Regions from separate parts of the Mus musculus genome. Here region 2 is linked to region 1. The links are chromatin loops, found by intact Hi-C in ENCODE. Cell type or tissue: heart. All regions are shown on one strand. Each heading gives the region's core, and the rest is flanking DNA. Links, peaks and the distances in the headings are about the cores only. Region 1 has its middle 200 kb from the start of Gm20125. Region 2 has its middle 270 kb from the start of Gm20125.

Region 1 (2,925 bases), core at 93-2,592:
TAAAGCTGCTACTATTATTATACCACATCCAAGCATTTATCTAAAGGAAATGAAATCAGCACATAGCATAGAGCATATTAATATGTCTGCAAATACATGTTTACTGAAGCACTATTTATAGCTGCTAAGATAGAGATAAAACCTCGGGGGCTATCACCATATTAATAAGTAAAGAAAACACAGTACACAGAGAGAGGTTGGAAGGAGGGAGGGAAGAGACAGAGAGGGGGGAGAGGGAGAAAAGGAGGAAGAGGAAGAGGATTGTTCATAGGAAAATGGATCTGTACACCATCATGTTAAACAACGTTATCCAGACACCAAAGTGTCACACACTTCCCTTCTAAGTGAAAAACATTCCAAAAATTTACTGAAAATTAAAAAGTAAGCATTAGAGAAAGGGACTGAAGGACAAGAAAACAAGGAGGGCGGGATGTGGTAGAGCCAGCAGTAGACAATGAGCACGCTATGCCTACCTGTATGGACATGTCACAACTAACAAGCATAAGCGTTCGCTTTTAAAGTACTATGCTCAAATCTGATCCCTAGAGGTTTGTTTAAAACAGACTAACAAGCTAACCGAGACTTAGTGAACAACCTCAACTTACAGAAGAATCTTTTTAAGAACTCAGAGAAGATGCGTGTGTAGTGTGGTATCAATTTTATCCTTCAATAGGTGTTTCCTGAAGAAATGGTGATTCGGCTCCATCTTTCAGATTGCAGTAGAAAGGTGAGTCATAACTGGACAGGATTTCTTGAAAGGTGGCCTTTGATGATTCACAAGCTACCTTGCACTAAGGCTCGAGCTGTTGTCCCTTATTGGGTTGTACCAGAGGGTGAACTTCTGACAAGCTTGGAAAGCACAGAGGGACTTTTCACCTTCCTAGGATTGTGGGTTCTTGTGCTCTCCAGCTTGGGTCTATGTTTGAGTCCTCATCAGTGAGGTACTTCTTTCAGCTCTCTGTGACTCAGTACAGGCATATGGCTGCTATCCACCTGAGTTATAGATACAGCATAAAAACCACCAACTACTTGTAATTTTCTTACTAAGTGATCATTTATTAATCACTCACGGCAGACCATCTCACTTCTTGTACTATATTTAATCTTCATAATATGAGAAAAAAAAATCCCTGCTAGCCCTTCCAGCAGAGGCAGAAAGATGAGGTGACGTCAGCTTTTGATGTGTCCAAAGGTACTCTGTTCAAAATTGGGAAAAATGAGAATTTGATAAATCATTTACAAAAGCAATTTATTGAAGCTGACTTTTATTTTGTGCACCTCACACCCAGCAGTGCCCTCCCAAGAGAGCCACGTTGTTTTCCTCTCCCTGAGCTTCCTTTAAAGTCAGTGCAGGGTTGCTCTTTGCGGTAGAAAATTAAACAGGAGACGACTCTGGAGGAATGTGTGCCTGAGTGCCTTTCTCTCCCCCACTGTGCCTGTGACCTCTTGTGTGATTTGACTCCCTTCTGGCTCATGAAGCTAAAATTAAACCAGTGGAAAAAAGTGTTTACCTCAAAGTCCGTGTTGCCTTCATGGAACACAACCTAGCTTAAAGGTCATTAGATTAATGAGGGAGTGGCGATGGCGGTCTTTATCTGGGCAGCAAGGAGGTGGGGCTGGCAGTGGCTTTCAGGAGACAAGAGAAAGAGGATTTTGTGGGTACTGTGGACGGGGCAACAGGAGCGAGATGAGAGAAAAGTGAGCAGAAAGTGGATAGAGCTACAAGAGGGTTGGGGGGCCACGGGCAGCCCATGGACAGTTCAGGAACCAGATTAAGATATTGTTTGACTTAGAATACCTGTAAAATAAGAAATAACATAACCTCTCCGCATATGGAGCATCAGTTGTGACCTACAGGGCAAGTTCTGTTTACAAGCATTGCTTTATTTAATTTTAGTGATATCTGTGGAAATGGGCAAAACTGTCTCCTGGTTTACCTGTGAGAAAACTAGGCCCCATAATTACAAGTCACTGACCAATGGCTGTAAGCACCATGTGATCATTGCATTTCTTGAGCTCCACAACTACAGATTCTCCTTCCTTGAAGAACATTTTGTCTGCCTGATAGAAAACTGCACTTAGAAAGAAGAGCTTTATGCAGGGAGAAATTCTAGCCCTGATCATTTGCAGAGGACCCAGTCCCATCTCTACAATTGTACATTTTTTCCAGCTTGTGTTTCTGTTTCCTCTGTTTGATCACATTGAAAGGATAATTCCATTTGGTGATTTCAGATTTAAACTATAAGTGCTCTCTAACAAGAGACATTTTAAATAGTGATAGAGGCTGAGCTTCTACTCAGGCTTTTGACCCCTCGTTTCCCAGTGATCTATATCCAGGTTGACAAACCTGTCTTTACTGGTTTTGATTTTCACTATTGAACAGGTCATCTGAAGTATTCCTCACCAGGGATCAATGAAAGACATACTTTCCTTGTGGAGATCAGCTTTACAGAGGAAAAAGACAGTTGGATTGCTTTTATAACCAAAAAGTAATTTATCTGCCAGTACAGTGAGTCACTGAAGTAAGCCATTTGATTTGCAGCAATAGCCTTTGAGATTTTCGTGCATTCCTAAAGGATCCTGCAAATATCAACATACACAGCAGTGCACATAGGATAAACCTGATGGTAATAGTTATATGTTCAACAAAGAAGCACTGGCTTGCATGTGACTGAAGAACTGCTGTAAAGATATTGGAAGAGTTCATTTCCTTCCAAAATGAAATATATTGAGTCAAATTAAGCCATTTTGGTACATGAGATTTTTTTTTCTGAGTTTGTAATGTCGTGAATAGTGCCTTCTCTTAGTCTTCGTACGAAATAATGCTGGAATGAGTATAATTTCCCAAGCCAGCTTCTATGTTAGAACTGGAGCATGGGAAGTATTAATTTGCTTTATGTGAGCTTTCAGGGGACTCTGGGGATA
Region 2 (2,925 bases), core at 251-2,750, 63 kb after region 1:
TGTATTCATAGTTATACTGAAGTATATGAGGTCATTTGGTAACAGGTTGGATATAAATAGTACCCCAGTCCTTTAAAATATGCTTACATGTAAATACTGCCCAACTAACTGTACTTACTTGAGTCTTCTCTTTTCTTAATTTCTTGGATTTTTCTATATGCTTAAGTTGGTCTTGTCCTAGTAAACTCCTTGTTAATAATTGTTCAATTATTCCTAGATGCAACTACCTTCTGTTTTGTTATTATTACAGTAATATACTCAAAGTGTATTTGTGTTACATTCTTTATAGATGATCCAAAAACAACCTATTAGTAATCATATAATTATAGTGTATACAGTAGGAATTTTATTCTCAGAAGAGTCCAAGTAGTGTATAAGGCCTTTAAAGAATGTGTGTGTGTGTGTGTGTGTGTATGTGTGTACATGCATGTATGTGCATATAATTGCAGAGGCCAGAGGTTAACATTAAGTGTCTTCTTCAACTCATTTCTTGAGATAAAGTCTCATGTTTTGAGATAGAGTCTTTCATTTACCTGATACTCAATGGGTATAATTGAGGCTGGTTGACCAGTAAGCTTCAGGGATCCATTCGTCTCCACCATCTCAACTCAAGGGTGAGAGGCATGTGCCACTATGCCCAGCTTCTTATGTAGGTCCTGGTGATCAGGTTCCTATTTTTACCACACACTGTAAGCACTTTACCAAAGGAGCCATCTCCTCAGTGGCTCTTTGAAGAATTCTGGAGAGAAAATGCAGAAGCCATCATAAACTTAATTCTTCTTTCAAGACCTTGGGCATCTTTGTCCAACTACTGAGTGACTCCTGTTTTACTCAGTAAGCATCAGAGTGTGAGTGGCTACCAGATGCCTAACCACAGGATAGTGGAGCCCTCTTTGTGTGTGTATGTTGATTTCATAATATGCCCTCTTTGTGTCCTAGTTTAATCTAAATTGCACTGAATGAATTCCAGTTAAGTAACACTACATTAAAGGCAGTATGTTTCCCTAAACCGAAATGTCATACTTATGCTTTAAAACAATTTAAATAATTAAAATTTGTAGTAGGTCAGAAGCAATTTTCCTAATCACAGTTGATATCATGACCACAAATAGCACAAATTTACTTTCCATATGAAAGCTCTTCGATCATATGCTAAAAACAAAAAGCCTTCAATTCTATTTTTAGCTCAGCACTGACTTACTGCTGCTAGTAGTTTTCACATTTGTACATCCTGCAAGCCAGAAAAAATAAAAGTGTTGTATCATTGGGGCCAAATACCTCATGAATTAATGAATTAATAATTTATACACAACATGTGCCTTGTGAGGAAAATAGACTTCAAAACACACCACAAGAAAAAAACAAAACAAAACAAAACTCTAATAATGCCAGAAGTAGCAGCTCTATTTCATGAGGAACATGGCATTTTGATCCTATAATGCCTGCCTTAACACATGGTAGCATTTAACTAATATCCCCAGTAATATTTATAAGTGGATAGAAGATTAGCTTATTAATATAACCCAAGAAGTTTATTTTCATGATTCCCTTTTCATGATCTGTGAAATGCATTGCATTAGAAGGCAAAGGAAGTGCCATGAGAGTATTTCTTTAATATTTAAAGTGGATTTGATCTAGTTGAACTGTTACAATGAGAGACACACAACTGGCATCTCCCTTGGGACTGAAACTCTGATTTTCTGAGTGGCTAGCCAAATTGTTGTGTAACCCACAGAAAGATGCCAAAGGGCAGAGGAAACCTGCCCTGAATTTACTGTTTCTCGTTTGTATCCATGGAAAAGAGGTGACTGCTACATGTAGAGACAAAGGAAGAACAGGGGCCGAGCCCCAAGCTAGACAAGCCCACTGTGTTCAGACTATGTGGATGACATCAGTATGATTCCCACCAAGTACACTAAACGGACCCTGAGAGATTTCCCCTGCTTAGTGATTTAAGTAGGTGACTATAAGAAAACTGACTGCTACTTGCTCACAAGGTTGGCATCAGCTCCTCTAACACATCCCTGAATATTTCATTTTCCAGCTCCCAGTCTTTCTCCATAATGCACCCTCAAAATCCAAACACCCCTCTGACCAGCACACACAGCATAGAAACATACAACTGCTCCATGACATTGGTACAACTGAACCTAAAGAGATGAAAATACTACAAAAGTTGAAGAGGAATCACTTAAAATATTTTCAAAAAAAAATATAGAGTCACACATACTTTTCTAGGGTATCTTTGCAATGTAATGAATGACTTTGGACAGAATCTCCTTGAAAGGAGAAACAGAATACTTTGCATAACAGGTGAGTCTACCTTATTTATTATATGTATAATATAATTATTTATTTTATGTATAAAAGTGTATGTATGTTCTAGCTGTCTTCAGACACACCAGAAGAGGTTGTCAGATCCAATAACAGATGGTTGCAAAATACCACATGGTTGCTGGGAATTGATCTTAGGACCTCTGGAAGAGCAGTCAGTGTTCTTAACTACTGAGCCATTTCTCCAGCCCCAAACTCTTAATATTAAAATGCAGTGAACACTCATTGCTGACTTATTGCGGGAGCTTTCTGCGTGGAAATGCTTGTTGCAAATACAATAGTAATATGCCTTCCATATCAGGAAACTAGAATTTTAGGGTGAAAGTTTTTCTTATAGAAAAGAGTGGATGTTATGTTGAAAATTGCACAGAGGGAATTTTCCATTTCTCTCCAAGAGAAAAATTTCAAATATAAGTCATTGAACATCAAAAAAATTAAAAATTTCAGGAAGAACTTTCAAAGATGCCTCTATTTCTTGAGATGGTTTTGATTATCTTAAAAAATGACCCTTTTATCTTGCATCGAGTTGGCTATCTTTAATTCTTGTATAGATCATTTTTCTCTGCTACTGAATTTTCTTTACTCTCTTGT

The links. A loop is a pair of places that touch in the nucleus more often than their neighbours do. Peaks named below come from ENCODE experiments on the same cell type or tissue, not always from the same donor. Only the 100,000 strongest peaks of a DNase experiment are listed, where the experiment ranks them.
Region 2: it touches region 1 in a loop (2.9-fold over the local background); 2 of 42 quality-filtered maps call a loop at or near these places.

Annotation. Positions count from the first base shown.
Region 1 is chr10:17,298,359-17,301,283 of GRCm38, forward strand. No RefSeq gene overlaps it. Among named protein-coding and RNA genes, the nearest start is that of Gm20125, 200 kb to the left of the region's middle. In heart, for the core only: no CTCF peak of the experiment used is centred there; a DNase peak (open chromatin) is centred at 1,473; H3K27ac peaks cover 1,199 bases.
Region 2 is chr10:17,361,117-17,364,041 of GRCm38, forward strand. No RefSeq gene overlaps it. Among named protein-coding and RNA genes, the nearest start is that of Gm20125, 270 kb to the left of the region's middle. In heart, for the core only: no CTCF peak of the experiment used is centred there; no DNase peak of the experiment used is centred there.